Regions from separate parts of the Homo sapiens genome. Here region 1 is linked to region 2. A link is a loop called in an ENCODE intact Hi-C map of the cell type or tissue named here. Cell type or tissue: endothelial cell of umbilical vein. All regions are shown on one strand. Links, peaks and the distances in the headings refer to the core of each region. The heading gives the core; the rest is flanking DNA.

Region 1 (8,342 bases), core at 118-8,117, 58 kb after region 2:
ACAATGTGCAGGAAGTCTAGAAATATAAAGGTTATATGGAGTTGAGAAAGAAATTACTGCTGAAACAAGGCAACACCTGTCCAAGCTAAGGTAATGGGAAACCAAAACAGAGCCAAATTGCCTGGGTCTGAGACCCAACTCTGCCACACGCTAACTACATGATCCTGGGTAAGCTTCTCTACCTCCACATGCTTCATTGTACTCATCTGAGAAGGGTATAAAAATAGTACCTGCCTCAATGGGGTTGTTGTGAGGACTAAACACACAAATACATGTGAAGCATTAGAACAGAGCTTGTGCAGATTTAATAGTAAGTGTTAGCTATTATTATAGGTATTATGTGATTATTGTTATTAAGATTATGGTTAAGCAGAAAAGCCCAGTGGACAGAAAGGAGAGTGGGCCTGGCATAAAGAAGCTAACAGTCATATGGTCATTGGGCCACAGAGGGAGAGACAGGAGTTGTCACTTCTCCAGTTCCCATAGGACCAGCCATACTTCATAAGCTTTCTGTATCCTCAAAACTACCCATCGACCCACTTTTCTTTTTTTAACTTTGGCCCCTCTGACTGGCTTTCTGTTTCTTGCCATCACACAAGCCTAGACAAAAGCATGGCATTTGCACAGCACGATGAAGGACCAACCAGATGGCACTGCCCTGCTCCGCACCATCAACTGTGCCCCAGCTTTTCTCTAACATGTATTCTCTCCTTCAAAATCCATCTTAGTTCTGCAAAAACAGCTCAAAAGCAAATGCTTCCCAGCAAAGCCAACATCATCTCAGCCATGTGGAAGGCATGTTATGCCAGCCATAACACAGTGGTTGCCATGGCTTGTAAGAGGATGAGAGGGGATCCTCGAAGTTTCCACCTTCGAAGGGCAGGTAGATCATTTCCTCTCTAGGGATCAGGCATCCAGGATTGCCATGTGAATCCAAAGTCTTTCTAACACTCTCTTTGCTAAGTTCTATTCATAGAAAACCTTGGCCTGCCTCCAGGTCCATGTCACATTGTTTGTGACAATGAGGAATGAGGATGTACTCAGCTTTTTCAGAAAAACAAGCTCATGTTTTCAAGACATTAAGGGCAAAACTTTTCCCACAGCATAGAGTGAAGTCCTCTTCATCATACCCAAGGTGCATCATTCCAAAACTCACAAACAAAACGCCCCCTACAAAGAAATCCCAAAGCCACACACATTCCAACTTCCTGGTCAGTAAACAATGTGTCTGAGAAGATTTACCCCGATGCCGGGCCCAATTCCTCCCCAGGAAACGGACTCTTTCTCGTACCTTTTCTCTCCTTACTTCAAAACACATAAAAGACTAAATGAGGGCAGCTGAGTCCACACTCAAGGACAAGAAAACAGCCTCTGGGAGAAGTGAAAATTCTGACCCTGTTTTTCCATCTGAATTTTCACCCATCAAGCTAAGGCAGGTCTAAACATTCTCACTCATCCTGAGATTCCAGAATTTCAGAATTACAACCTTGACATACCAGGACAGTCTCTGTAACTGCTACCAACCCACAAAGATGGAAACACAAATTCTCCTCTACATATGGTGGGGTTACACCGCAGTAAACCCATTGTAAGTTGAAAATATCATAAGTTGAAAATGCATTTGGTGCATCTAACCTGCTGGACATCACAGCTTAGCCTGGCCTACCTTAAATGTGCTCACAACACTTACATTAGAGCAAAATCATCTATACAAAGCCCATTCCATAATAAAGTGTTGAATGTCTTATGCAATTTATTGGATACTGTACTGAAAGTGAGAAACAGAATGGCTGTATGGGTATTCAAAGTATGGTTTCTACTGCATGGGTATTGCTTTCACAAGTTTGTAAAGTCAAAAAATCATAAGTTGAACCATCATCAAAGAACCATCTGTATAGAAATATAACAGTTATCAACTACAGTATTCCTCTGAAAATTGATTATTAATCTTGCTTGAATAGGAACAAAATAGATAAACATAGCTAATTCCTTCTTTTTACTGCCCGGAAAGTAATTGCACATAAAAGAAGATAACCATTGACTAGGTGTGGTACTTTACAAGTGACAGTGATCATAGGGTTAAAAAGAGCCTTGCATCTACCCTGGGAACTCCTCCCCAGCATCCCTGGCATATTATCTCACTTGGGTGTGGACACCTCTAATCATTGCCTTTACTTGCTGCAGGAGTTGGAGCCAGTATTTTTTTTTAAATACTTTAAGTTTTAGGGTACATGTGCACCACGTGCAGGTTTGTTACATATGTATACATGTGCCATGTTGGTGTGCTGCACCCATTAATTCATCATTTAATATTAGGTGTATCTCCTAATGCTATCCCTCCCCCCTCCCCCCACCCCACAACAGTCCCCGGTGCATGATGTTCCCCTTCCTGTGTCCATGTGTTCTCATTGTTCAATTCCCACCTATGAGTGAGAACATGCGGTGTTTGGTTTTTTGTCCTTGTGATAGTTTGCTGAGAATGATGGTTTCCAGTCTTGACATGGTCCTCCTAGGCACTGCTTCACTTCCACCTGCAAAAGCAGGTGTTCTGGCACCTTAATGAGGCAGACCTCGGCCTTTCCTGCTGCTTCTGGGTGTCACTGCTCCCATGCAGACTCAGGGATGGGGCACAGCATATGTAGGGCCTCCTTCAAACTACAGGGCATGGAGCAAGGGGGCAGTACCATTCCAAGCATATTTCGTAGGAGTAGCAGCTTTTCAAAGTTTTTCACAGGTGTTATATTGACATACTTATTGTAAAGACAAGGAGGAAAAGGAAGCAACATGGAATGGGTGAACAAAATATCAACGATCATTTTCTAACATTTATTTTGACTTAATTACAGAAAGAGAGAAAATCTTCAAAAATAGAAAGGAAAAAACGACCCATAAACCCTCTGTACGGATTCTTTAAATCTTAATGTTTTATCACCTTTATTTTATCAATCTCTTTCTCAATATGTATATATTTATATTATATGTTGTCTGTCCTGTTTGAGCATAAGTTGCAGCCATTTAGGTGACTTTGACAGGAAGAGAGTTTTTAAAAATATACTTCAAGAGAAAGAAGAGAAAATCATAGATATTAAATAAATCTTTTAAAAGACAATTTTGTCTTAAGGCAATTGTGAATAATAATGTTTTTGTCTTTGACACCAAATAAATCATTTCAGTTTAAAAAAATCACTGGTCAGATACTGAGACAAGTGAAGGGGCAGCCAAAGGGTGACTGCTTCCCCCAACCATCCCCCGATGGCCCAGCCCTTCCCCCGACACTGGTTCTATCTATGCCCCCGCTCCATCCATTGAGGAGCTTCATCCAACTCCAAAGACATTTGAGGAACACACTGGTGCTTCTTCCAAAAGTGCCATTAACACAGGTGACTTCAGGTGGGCCCCTATTTCCTAACTCCACAAAACCACAGGGCAAGTTTCTTGGTCCCCCAAGGCACTCCTTCCTGCCTAAATTCTACTCCTAATTATCATCTTATATATATGTGATGGGGTTCAGGGCATGCCACCCCTAAAGATTACTGTAGAAGACCAGAATATGTCACCCTAAATATGCCTCTGTGGCACAAGGATTATTTTGAGCTGGTTATTTTGGAAAACAGCCGACACAGGAGTAGCTCTGAAAAGTTGCCCTATTTTTATAAGAGAAATTTACATCTATAAGGAAAGTCTGCATTTGTTAGGGTGTCTTTCTGTCTCTGTGCCAGGAAGAGAAATACAGCTAAATCACTAGAGATGCATAATCAACGGAGAAGGCATCAATTTACCTCTGCAAAACAAGCCCTCATTTTACAGTGCTTTTCCTGGCCATCTATCTCATCTTCACCAGGTCTTTCCCCACACTCTTCTTTCCTTGTTTCAGCAAATGATGGTATTTCAGCCTGAAGTCTAAGACACCTCTTTGAGATCTATTCCAAAAATGTACTCATTTTTCTGGGTTATCTCCCATGTATACATGTTATTAAACTGCTGTTTGTTTTTCTGTTATTGATCTGTCTTTTGTCACAGAGAGTCCCAGCCAAGAACTATACAGGGTAGACAGAAAATTATTTTTCCTCCCCTAAATACATCTTGGTTTTCACCAAAACAGTACTGCCCAAGTTAATGAACATCTCATTGGCCAGACAGGACTCTAAGTGGTTTTGACTACATCCAAAAATGAAATCCGTCTACAAGGAAGAATATTTGTCACAGTTGAGCTATTCACTAAAATGGGCCACCAGGCCTGAGGTTAACCCAAAGAGGAGCTTCAAAGAGCCTTGGAGCAATGGAGCAGCACTGGAACACAAAGAAAGCAACTGTAGTTCTTTATCTCAGCGGCAACAATCTGGCAAAAATATCTATTAGCTCTGGCACCTGCACCACCCATGCTGCCCTGTGCTCTCCGAACCAGTTGATTCAACAGGTGGTTTTTTTGTTTGTTTTTGTTTTTGTTACCATTTTGGGAGGCATTCTATACCTACCCATAAATTACATTGTTGTTGAAGTTAGTCAGTTTTTTCACTTTTCTGTTTTGTTTTACTTGCATCCAAAGAAACATAAACTACGGCACATGATTAAACTATGCACCTTTGCCTTTCAGTATTCTTTGTTCCGTCTCTACAGCTATTCCAGTTTTCTATGTTCCATCTCCACAGCTTCTCCACAGGGCTTCTTAAAGACGGAACCATAACTTTTCATCTTCTCACGCTGCTTCCATTGACATAGTGCAGAATAAATGTTCCTCCACCAAGACTGTCTAACTAAGTGCTAATTGGTAAAAGATTAAATAGCCCTGAACTAGACTTACTCGACTTTCTCCTAATTTTTAAAACTGGATATTGCTTTTATATCAATTTATTGAAAAGAGTCCAGTTTCAAATTCCTCTAGTTTCTATAAGCCATAAAACAATTTCATGAAATGGTATTCAAAATCAACGTGTCTCCAGGCTCAGATCTGTCAGCAGCTCTGATGCATTAAATAACTGGAAAGTCAACCACGATCCTGGATTTCCTAGGTTGTTTTCAAACCAAGAACTTTACTGGTGCCAAGACTAGCAGGAGTTCCTGAACTGGCCAACATTCCTTGAATTTCCTTTGAGAGGTGAAAAAAAAAATAAAAGGGTAGCTTAAAATGCATTATATAAGAAAGAAAGGTATGAGCAACTTAAGGGGAAACTACAAAGGAAGCGGGCCAAGTCCCAAAATAAAAGGCAGGAATAGAAGACTAAAAATAACACACAGGGAAGTGTGCCACATCTGTAGGGGTCCCTTGCATTCTCCTGAAGCATTGTGCCTTTTTTTTTCTCAAGAGCATGCTAATAATTGTGTGGAGATTTAAATAGAACGCTACTATTTGTTCTTTAAAAATAGTCACTTCTTTTGTAGGATTGTGAGAGTTTCAGATGATATTAATTGAATTTCACTCATTGCAATTTTCTTTCTATGGATATCTTCAAGTTTGCTAAGAAGTTAGTAGATTTTCTTCAATCTTTTTATCTAGCCTTCTTGAATAGAAAATGTAAAATATTTTAAATATTTCAGTCTTGTGGCAAATTATTGGACACTTAAAATACAAAAAAAATGAGGTTGGCTTTTATAATAACACAAATTATCTGCCATCTATTGGAAAGATTAGGATATGGCAGACACAGTGTTAGAATTCACTGGCATATCTAAAACATGTGCAAAGATTCTTACAACTTTGCACATGAGCCATTACCCACACTTCACACACAACACACTGAGAGGCATCGTGGTTGAATAACCCATCTGAGGCCAATAGCTACTGAGTAGTGTAGTGGGTGAATCCTGCCTCCCTCTGACTCAAAAACGCTAGAGTCCTTGTCCTTCCACAGTACTTTAAGATGATCAAAAATATTTTTTAAATAGGCTAATTATGTATAGTTAGCTCAGAGCCATCAGTAGGATATCTGTTGCTCTCTTAGTCGGTTTTGCTTACTTTGGAAAACGTAAAATTGGATTTATATTTAAATTCCACACATCTCATAACTAACATAGGTACCATTCCTCCTGGGTATAAGGTTCATCTTCCACCACTCAATCAACTATTCGATTATTATGACAATTATTTTTCTCCCTTAGGAGAAATATGTTACGATAGATTTTAAGAAAATGGGAACCTCATATAGTGGGAACTGTCTAGGAGAGGTCATTCACGATGTGTGTTTAATAATTGCTTCCAAGTTGTTAATTCCTGTTTTCTCTAGACACAACAGAAACAGGAAATATTTACCAACTTCACAGGTGTCAGGAAATACTTTTAAAACCCTGGTAGCCTGGGTCGCCCACTGAAGCAGATAGCTTTTCTGCGCATAGGTGCAGAAGGTACATTGTAATTTAAAATGTGTACTTTGGTCCAGATAATCTAAGGATTCACAGGCATTGCTTCTGTTGAACCAAGGATATTTTCCAGAAGAGAGTTGCAGTGTATGCACATGTGCTTTGTAGCCTTTCTAGCATTTACTAGAAAACTAGAATTCTCTACATTTACTTAATTTGAAATTCTATTTCCATATCTAACAATGTGCCAAGATGAAAAAATACGTCTCAAAACTACTGAAATATAGGATCATGTTCTTAAGTCACATTTTGTGTAGTAAGCCACTGACTTGTTTTGACATTGCAGTCTACGTTTTCAAAAACTGGACAGAGCTCCATTTTTTCCTAATTATAAAAGTAACTGCAAAAATTTCAGAAAACAGCTAAAAATATAAAGAATAAAATAAGTGTCACTGATAACACCTGGATTTATAGCCGTTTAAATATTTTTTCACAAAAATAAGACTATTCATATGGCATTGTAACTTACCTTTTTTTGCTTAATATACAGTAGAAGTGCTTTTAGGCAAACTTCACTTAATCATCTCACTGAAATCACCAACCGTGTCCATTCTCTCCCCCAAAACACAAAAGTATCGACATGGAGTACACTGATGGACCAGGCTGGCAGCACCCCCCAACCCCGCCCCACCCGGGATGTACCTGTTACTTGCACTACCACTGTTGAATTAAAAATATACCAAGAGATCAACTTTTTTTTAGCTCCCACATATGAATCAGAACATGTGATATTTGTCTTTCTGTTCCTGACTTATTTCACTTAACATAGTGTCCTCCAGTTCCATCCATGTCGATGTTAATGACAGAATTCATTCTTTGTATAGCTGAGTGGTATTCCATTATATATATATGGATAATATATGCATATATATTATATATTATATATGTGATATATATATATATATACACCATGATCTACACCATGATATATAAAATGTGATATATATGATGATATATATCATGGTATATATCATCATATATATCATGGTATATATCATCATATATATCATGATATGTATCATTATATATACTATGTATACACATTATATATCACATTTTATTTATCCATTCATTCGTTGATGGACACTTAGGTTAATTCCATATCTTTGCTATTGTGAACAGTGCTGTAACAAACATTGGGATGGAGGTATCCCTTTGATATATTTTCCTTTGATTTCCTTTCCTTTGGATAAATAAATACCCAGTAGTGGGATTGCTGGATCATATGGTAGTTCTATTTTCAGTTTTTTGAGAAATGTCCATGCTGTTTTCTGTAGTGGCGGTACAAATTTATATTCCTACCAACAGCTTATAAATTATATTAAGTGAAATAAACCAGGCACATAAAGAAAAATATTGCATGTTCTGACTCATAAGTGGGAGCAAAAAAAAAAAGTTCATCTTGTGGAAGTAGACAGTAGAATGAGGGGTGGAGAATGGTTGGGAGCAAGCGGTAGGGACAAAGATTGAGGTCAGTTAATGGGTACAAACATAGAGTTAGACAGAATAAATAAGCCCTAATGTTGGATAGCAGAGTAGGGTGACTGCAGTTAACAATAATGTACTGTATATTTCAAAATAGCTAGAAGAGAGGATTTGAAATGTTCCCAACATATAAATATGATAAACACTCGGGATGATGAATACCCTAAATACTCTGACTCGATCATTACACTTTCTATGCATGTAGCAAAATACCACATGCACCCAACACTCAAGATGATGAATACCCTAAATTCCCTGACTTGATTATTGCACTTCCTACTCATGTAGCAAAATATCACATGCACCCCATAAAAATGTACAAATACTATGTGTCCATTAAAAAAATTTTAAAAGCATACTGAGTCTGCTGCATTTGTTCTCAAACCTGTTTGTGCAGTTATCACTGTTATATAACTTAATTAAATATTACATACATCAGTAAGCTAGCAATGCAAGAGAATTGTTATTTCCATGAATATTAAGGTGAATGTTTTAGGGAAATC
Region 2 (8,342 bases), core at 310-8,309:
CATAAAATACACTAACACTAACAATACCTGACAAGCTAAAAAAATAATAATAAGAGAAAGAAAGTCTCATAATGTTTAAGAAAGTTTACAAGTTTGTACTGGGCCAATTTCAAAGCTGTCCTGGGCTGCATGTGGGCGGGTTGGACAAGCTTAGACTACAGCATCATTGATCCAAATTGGAATTTCTTCTCTCTGCCTTCCACCTATCTCAATCTATCCAATCTTCAGTACACAGTGTGAGTTTCACGGTTCCCATAGAAACTCCTTTTATTCTTCCAAATATATTGTTCTAATTGTTTTATATGACTCTAGTCTCTCCCATTCAACTTAAAAGACACTTAAAAGCAGGAGACAAATATTATATCTTTCTTATCTTCTATTGCCCAGTCCATGGACCTATCAGGTATATAATAAATACTTTCAGATTTACTAATTAATCTAAAAAGATATAAGAAGAGAAAAAAAATTTTTTTTCCTACCATTTGCTTATCTTTAAGAGAAGATTAGATGATTTCTATTAGTAAAAATGCTTAAGGATGTCAAAAACTCAAAAAGAGATGTGGGTTAAAATTTACTAACATACATGCATCACATTCCTTGTATCAAGGCATTTTTTATGGTAAATTACCATGCAGACAATACAATAATGTAAGACCTGTGTTTTAGGCAAATGAACCTAGTGGCACTGTGAAAGGTAGATCAGAAGGGGGAGACAGTGACATCTAATATTAGTTACTGTTCGTCAAATGCCAAGTCTGTGCAAGCCACTTTATATTTATAGTCGTTAAGCTTCGGAAAACTTGCTTGGAGAAAAGTAAGCAACCCACTCAAAGGCCTGAAGGGAATGAATGACAGAACTGAGAGTCAAGCCCTGATGTAAGTGAATCCAGAGATGTGGTCCTTGCACTACAGTGAGTTCTGTCTTCCGGGAAAATGGCTGCAGGTCTGTTAAGCTGCAGACCAAGGAAGCACTCAGCCAGAGCTGGGATGCAATAGCAACCTGACAGGGCTCGGGCCCTCTTCCAGGTCAGCATTTGCGGGTGGTGTGAGCACCAGCCCCTTCTGTGGTGTGATCAGGGAAATGGGGGCCATGCCTTGAGGTGGCTGCTTGGTGACCAGCTTGGTGCTTGCCTCTCTCACTATGGTCTCATCTCATTATTAGCTAACTGCCTAGGGGACTGGGGTTGTATTTGACTCCTTGCACTTCCAGCAGTGCCTTGCATATAACAGCTACTCGGGATTTGTGGAATTGAGTCTTGAGGAGCGAGATAAGGGAAGTCTAACTACAGTTATGGCAGTAGAATTAGAAAGGAATTAGAAAAGATTAGATTCAAATGGCGACGAGGAAATAATCTTTAGAAATGTATCAACTATTCTATATGGAGAGTAAGGAAGACTCATAGGATTCTAAAGAGCTATATCCAGAAAAAAATAAGAAGAGAGCTGGTTAGGGTGGGTGTAGTGTTAGAGGGTGCTAGTTTGGGGCATGATAAAGTTGGAGCTCTGCGAAGCCATTCAGGTGGAGTGGTCCAGTAGTGGTTTAACACCATCAGGCTGGCCCTTGGGAGAGTGATCAACTGGAAATATTGATTTGGGAAGTTGTCCTACCCATCCTGTTTGCTGTGCCTTAAAAATAATCCAGAATCTGACTATTAACCCTGCTACCCTGGTCCAAGCCACCACTGTGTATTGTCCTGATTATGGTAGATGCCTCTTAACTGGTTTGGCTGTTTCTGTTTTTGCAACACCACCCTCTCCTCCAAGTCTATTCTCAACACAGCAGGTAACATGATCTTTTTAAACATAATTCAGATCTCTCTTCAGCTAAAACCCTGCCATCCACCGTCCCCACCCAAACCCCCCACCAAACACACACTCAGAGAAAAAGTCCTGATGAAGACTTGAACAGCCCATCCAGTGGGCACTGGCACAACCTCTGTAACACACTCCTAATTTTCAGAACTCTTCTTCCACCACTGTCTCTTCTCGGGCTCTCTTGGCTCCAGCAGCATCAGCCTCCTGGCTGCACTGCAAACCCTCCAGCCTCACCCCACCCATTGTGAGGTGTAACCTACAAGCCCTCACTGTAACCTCTGCCTGGAAAGCTTCCCTCCCCTAATCTTCATGGTTCATGCTCTTCCCTACTCTAGGGCTTTGCTTAAATGTCATTTTCTCCTTGAAGGCTTCTCTAATCCTCTCTTTAAAATGTCAGTGACCCCACCCCTCACTGGCTCTTTTTCCCCTGCTTTCCTTTCCTCCCCAGCTCTCCTCCCCTCTGACATTCTATGTATTTTGTTTACTTGTGTATAGTCCACCTCCTGCAAGCTAGAAGTTCCATGAGGACAGGAATGTATATGTTTTTTCAGCAAGCACTAAGAACAGCATCTGGCACACAGTGGGCAGTTAGTAAATATTTGTTGAATGAGTGTTGAATTATTGAGCCCGTACAGACTAACAGCTGTAACTATAGCACTGCCAGGGGCAAGAACATAATGAGAGAAAGGGACAGGGCACCAACCTTGGACACAGAGAGGCTGGGTGGGTGGTTCACCCAGGGTCACACAGCCAAGCTGGGGGATAAACCCATCCTCTGACTCCTGAGGCCAGTCTTTGGCCAAGACATTAAGCAGCCTCATCTCCTAGAAACTGGCAGCCCCAGTGAGGGTGACAGAGGTAAAAGGAGAAAGCAGCATGAACCATTAGTGAGCAAATGTCAGATCCTAGATGCCTTTGGAAAAAGGAGAGGATTATTTTTCAGTCTGTGGCAATGGGCACTGCTAAGGACCTCGTGATTTTGCTTGTGGATGCTGAATCACAGATTAGTATTTTATTATCATTGTAGCCCTGTTGGACCTCTTAGGGAAACAAAGATTGCTTTAAAATAAGAATTAAACTAATCCCTACATGTGAATTGTCAATAGAACACTAGGTAATTTCTTGGAACATGTTAACAACTTACTAAATTGTACCCTGGCAGCATCAAAAGCTCAATATATTTTCTCCAGGAACTTCAGCTGCAACCAGAGATGTCGAACAGGCCTTGGGTTAGTACTGCTTGATGATGCAGTGACTATCCTGTTTCACCTGACTTTCCCCTAAGACACTTCTGATTATTTGCCTGGAATTATGACTGTACATTCAAGGTGGCCATGTGTCTTGAATCATGAGATGTGGCCCATTACCCTCTGTACAAACCCACAAGATTATTTCACAAGATATCAGCCCACCATTGAGTCCCTGGAAAACTGGTTCATTGAAAGAGAGATGTGTGGTTAATTGCCTGTGGCACTCCAAATACAGCTTCAGACTCAGTGTTCAGCCAACTCGCGAGATTCCACTGCAAATATCTGCTGATTGGCTCTGTAGTCAGGCAGTAAATTGGAAAGCCAAAGAGTAGAGCCAGATGGGTGGAAAATAATTGTCCACTCCTCAGTGAATCTAGACATGAGAAGACCTCCCAAGAGCATCATCAGGAAAATGGCTGAATCCTTGCATTCCTCAACAGCCCTTTCATGCACTGACCTTCAATTGTGAGATGACCTTTGATGATGATCATCCTCTTCACTGCCATCGTCTGCATCCACAGAAGCAGAAAGTCTTCATTAAGTTTCCACTGTCTGCAGTGCTGTTCTGACCACCAACCAAGTACCTTGTTCAGGGGCCCCAGCCTTTTTGTGTTTACCTCCTAAGTTAAAATCATTGGCTACAGCTGAAGCTGCTTTTTCACAGACATCAGCCTCCATCTGGCTGGTGTATTTTGTTGCAGTTGTTGTTTTAACCTTTTCAATATCATGATTCATGCTTGTATGAGACACAGGCTACTTTGGATTCTCTGACCAGAAAGAAAAATAAGATAAGTATTTGAATAGTATTTTCATGAATATAAATCACTTTATTCTTTACAACAACTCTTTAAAGGGACAGGCATATTTTTTTCAATTTATACATGATGAAACTGAATCCCAGATAAGGCATATGACTTACAGATTTATAATCTTAGCTAAGTGGTAGGGTCCATGTTTGATAACTTAAAAATATCTCAGAGAGCCTGAACATTTCTAGAAGCAGTCTCTAGTGGCTGGAAAAGAAAAAGAGAGTGCAGGGCATGGTGTTCTTTGTTCCTCCATGAGCTTTCAACTTAAAAGATATTGTTGACACTTGTGTGTGTGTGTGTGTGTGTGTGTAAGAGAATGAGACAGAGATGGAGAATAAGAATGAGTCCACCGTGTATGCTGATTCAAAAAGGAGACTGAACTCAGGGGAAATGAAAAAGCCACATACCCAGGACCAAAGAAAAGGCTGGTCACAGGACCCCTGCTTACAAAGCCCACGGGACCCTGACTGAATGGGAACATCAAGTACCCTGAGGAGCCCCGAGAATCAGAGCAGAATCTAGACTTGGAAGGGAAAGACTATTGGACTAGAAAGAAAGGAAACAACCACACAGCCATTTCAAACTCCTGAATAGGCCCTGATTGTGGAAGGAGAGAGAGAACAAGGAGTGCCTGGAAACAGCTGCACAGCGCACCTGGCCTCTGGGAGACTGTGTGAGGCCATCTTACTTCAGCTCTGCAGAGCTGGGCCCCAATGCCTTAGGCCTGAGTGGAGATCTCTGCAGCTCTTCCCACTGCCTCTGCCTGACCCCCACCCCCCTCCACAGACCCTCTCACCTGGCTAAGCTCTAGTCCTCATCCAGCCTTAACCTAAAGTCTACTACCTCAGAGAAACCTTCCCATTTTTTGCTCCCTGTACCTCCCTTTTTATGACACTCACCATATTTGTAATTTCTTCTCTGGCTTCCCCCCTAGAGTCTCAGATCCATTTGAGCAGGTCCTGTCTCTGAAGTCCAGGGCTCTGCCTCCAGCTCCTAGGAAAGTACCCGGCACAAAGAAGAGGCTCCATAACTATTTTTTAATTGCATTGAAATGAAGATTTGGGATTTGCTTGAATGGAGTCAGCAAATGCCATCATCAGAGGATGCTATTTCAGAAGAGAAAAATAGAAAGGAGGTGTGCTCCTAAGGGCTCCTGCCTTGGAGGTATTACTAGTGCTACTGCCCCTCTGAAATTTCTATTTGCTTTGGTTAGCTTTGCACTGTTGTCATTATTCTGGGGATTAATATCAAGAATATGGACCAGATTGTCTTCCCTTCAGAGGCTATTGGGGCATACCCCATGTTGCAGAAAGATCTCTTGCTCTGTAACAAACCACCCAAAAACTCACTAGTTAAAACAATAATGATATATTCTTTCTCACAAGTCTGCATGTCCGGTTTTGAGTTAAGACTTGGTTGAGCAATTCTGTTCTGCAAGGCATTGGCTGGAGTCACTGACTCAGCTGCCCTCTGCTGCAGGTGGGCTGAGCTAGAGGACTTCACTCCCATGTCTGGTCCCTCCATGTGGACTCTTGCTTTCCATATAGTCACTCCTCCTACAGTGGTCTAACCTGTGCTTCTTTAAGAGCAGGGAGTCTGGCTTCCCAGAGGAAAGTAAAAGCTGCACAACTTCTTAAAGCTAGGTTTAGAACTGGCTAAGTGTCATTTCTGCCAATTCTGTTGGTCAGAGTAACTCACAAGGCCAGCCCAGATTCAAGATGAAAGGAAATGGATTCCATCTCTTGATCGATGGAGCAGCACACACATACAGAGAGAGAAGAAAGTGATGGCCGCCATATTTGGAGATTCCACCACACATACTGTACTCTACATTGTCACGCAGTTCTAAGAAATTTCAAGTAAGTATTCCCCTTTCCTCATCTCTAAATTTAAGGCCCAATCTCAGTAACTTCTTTTTGTTGGTCTATTTGCCTTTATGTGTCCTGAAAGAAAATCAGTGTGATGCTCAAAAGGCCAAAGTCAAAACAAAAACAAGAAGAGAAACTTGTGTCAGATACTAAAGTCCAAATTCTTGCCTCTAGCTTCAAGCTACTCTGGCATAGTATAAAGACTCCCTGGACTATATGTAAATTGATTGGCATTAATAAGCTGCCTTTAGCTTCTTTAACAACAACAGCAACAGCAAAGCGTCCAAATCATGTTTGAATTAGAGATTGTATTCTATATCCAGTTCATTTTGTTTTTCTAACCTGTTTGTGCAACTCAGTTAATGAAACTCTTCAGATAGACTTTTGAGAACCAGGTGATATCCCCAGAGATGAAACACCATGGCCGCCCCCCAACAATGAGTGCCTAAACAGACAGAAGCAAAGCATGGTCCTGTGTGTCCCTGGATGCCACATCCCTGGGGTGCAGAGAACGATGCACCTAGTAAGTCATTTCCTGAGAACTACTTCAAATCATAGATTGGAATGGGCTGCATTATCCAGCAGCTCAGGCCACCTCTCTGACAATTCTACACAACTCAGAGAATCCTGGAAAGTTCTAAAATCCTGAGTTCAAGTTTTTTGTCACTGCTCTTCACTAGTTGTGTGATCTAGGGGTAGTTTTGCCTCTGTCTCCCCATCTGTAAATGGAGAAAATAATGTGACCTCCTGTAGGACTGGGGCAAGAAGCAAATGGGAAAATAGATGTAAAAAGTAGTTTGTGAACAGCAAAACACTTCTATTCCTGGTATTTCTTTCTATTACATCTCTCAGCATATACACATTCAGCCACAGGAGTAGACAGATGTCCCAGCTGGAGCAATGTTATACAAGTTCTTGCTCTCCTGTGAACCAGTCACTGTGCTAAACTCTGTACATATTAATGCATTTGTTAATATGTTAACTCTGTACATATTAACTCATCTGCTCCTCATAATAATACCAGAATGTCCTATTATTATTCCTATTTAACAGATGGAGAAACTGAAGCATAGAGAATTTAAGTAGCCAGTCCATTGTATTCCAGGTAGAAAATAATATTGCCTGGATTCTAATCTAAGTAGTCTCGCTTCAGAGTTTCTGCTCATAACCACTAAGTTATACCATTTCATCATTGTAAACACCATAATTGGTCCAAGAATAGGACCATAGGACAATAATAATTAGAACTGTTTTGACATTGACATGTGGACAGAGAGAAGGCAGTTCTCTCCCTGTTGGAAACAGGTCAGCCTGGAGCTTGTGGCAACCATTTTCAATAACCACATCCAAAAAATCTGTCTACAGAATGAAGACGCCAAATGGTGTATTGGTAGAGGAGGTTCCTTATTATAACAAATAATGCAAATAAATTTCCTTTCGGCTCTCTCAGCAGTTCACCACCAGGAATCCTGATTGAGCAGCTTCCCTCCATGGAGCAACTTTATGACTTATTTTGCATCTTTTTGATATTGAAAAGGTTGGATGGCTTTCTGTTGGGGCATACCACCTGGCATCCCTAGACTTCATTCAGATGTACAGTTGAATCAAAGACAAAGACAGTGAATGGAGAATCTAAAATGAGGACTCAGAGTTCTCCATTGTCCTATTATTGCACAAAGGATGTCTAAAGAAATGCCTAACGTCAAGGAGCAGGGAGTTAACAGCTGGGCACTCCCTTTCTTTATAGCTCTTCTCCAGCTCTCCCCTTGCTGCCACATGCAGGCCACCATCTTCTAGCCATGGATTGATTGCTAAGGGAGTCAGGTGGTGGGGTAGGTATTTCTAAATTAAAAGCCTAGGGAGATTATTCTAGCTCTCTGGAAATAAAGGCACAAAAATTATTTTACTACTTCCATTTCATTTTAACAAACTGTGCTCATTCACCTCCTGCTCTGTAAGGTGATAAGATAGATATTATAAATAGACAACTAAATGTGATCAATCTACAGTAAAAGTCTAGGTAAACCGCTTGAGAAACTAAGAGGCAAATGAGATTGATGAGACCCTCAGAAAGATGTTGCCACAAATAAGCCCTTTCATGGGTTTATGAAGGAAATCTATGGATTAAAAAAGCCTCTGGGATAAGCTCCTCAATGTCTCACCATTCTGCTGCTGAACAGCAAAAGGTTTGTTCCTCCTTCAGATGCAACAGTAGCAGAGCTTAACTCAGATAATACAAAGAATCTAATATTATCTCAGACACATCATTAATATCAAAGTGTTTCCTGAGGAAAAGCACAAATCAGAGTCAGCATCCACTGGCTTTTGGGCTTTCCCAAATGTCAAACACTTCAGGGACAATTTCCTTCTTTTTTCTCCTGTTTTACATCCCTGAAATGGACCAAGGGCACTTTTTTTTTCACCTGTGATTCAGTACTGATTCATTTTTTTCTCTATTTCATGCTATTACCTTTGCTATTCTCTTTGGCTGAAGTTGTCTACCTTATCCTATAATTTTCTGAAGTTTAGACTTTCCCTACCAGATGACTTATTCAATAGAAAATGGCAATTATACGCGGTTCATTTTATTAATTGTAATC

What was found. Peaks named below come from ENCODE experiments on the same cell type or tissue, not always from the same donor. Only the 100,000 strongest peaks of a DNase experiment are listed, where the experiment ranks them.
Region 1: it touches region 2 in a loop (4-fold over the local background); 2 of 110 quality-filtered maps call a loop at or near these places.

Annotation. Positions count from the first base shown.
Region 1 is chr5:54,965,004-54,973,345 of GRCh38, forward strand. No RefSeq gene overlaps it. Among named protein-coding and RNA genes, the nearest start is that of ESM1, 16 kb to the right of the region's middle. RefSeq lists a silencer at 838-1,132. In endothelial cell of umbilical vein, for the core only: no CTCF peak of the experiment used is centred there; DNase peaks (open chromatin) are centred at 1,028 and 5,088.
Region 2 is chr5:54,906,906-54,915,247 of GRCh38, forward strand. No RefSeq gene overlaps it. Among named protein-coding and RNA genes, the nearest start is that of ESM1, 75 kb to the right of the region's middle. In endothelial cell of umbilical vein, for the core only: no CTCF peak of the experiment used is centred there; a DNase peak (open chromatin) is centred at 3,756; H3K27ac peaks cover 2,491 bases.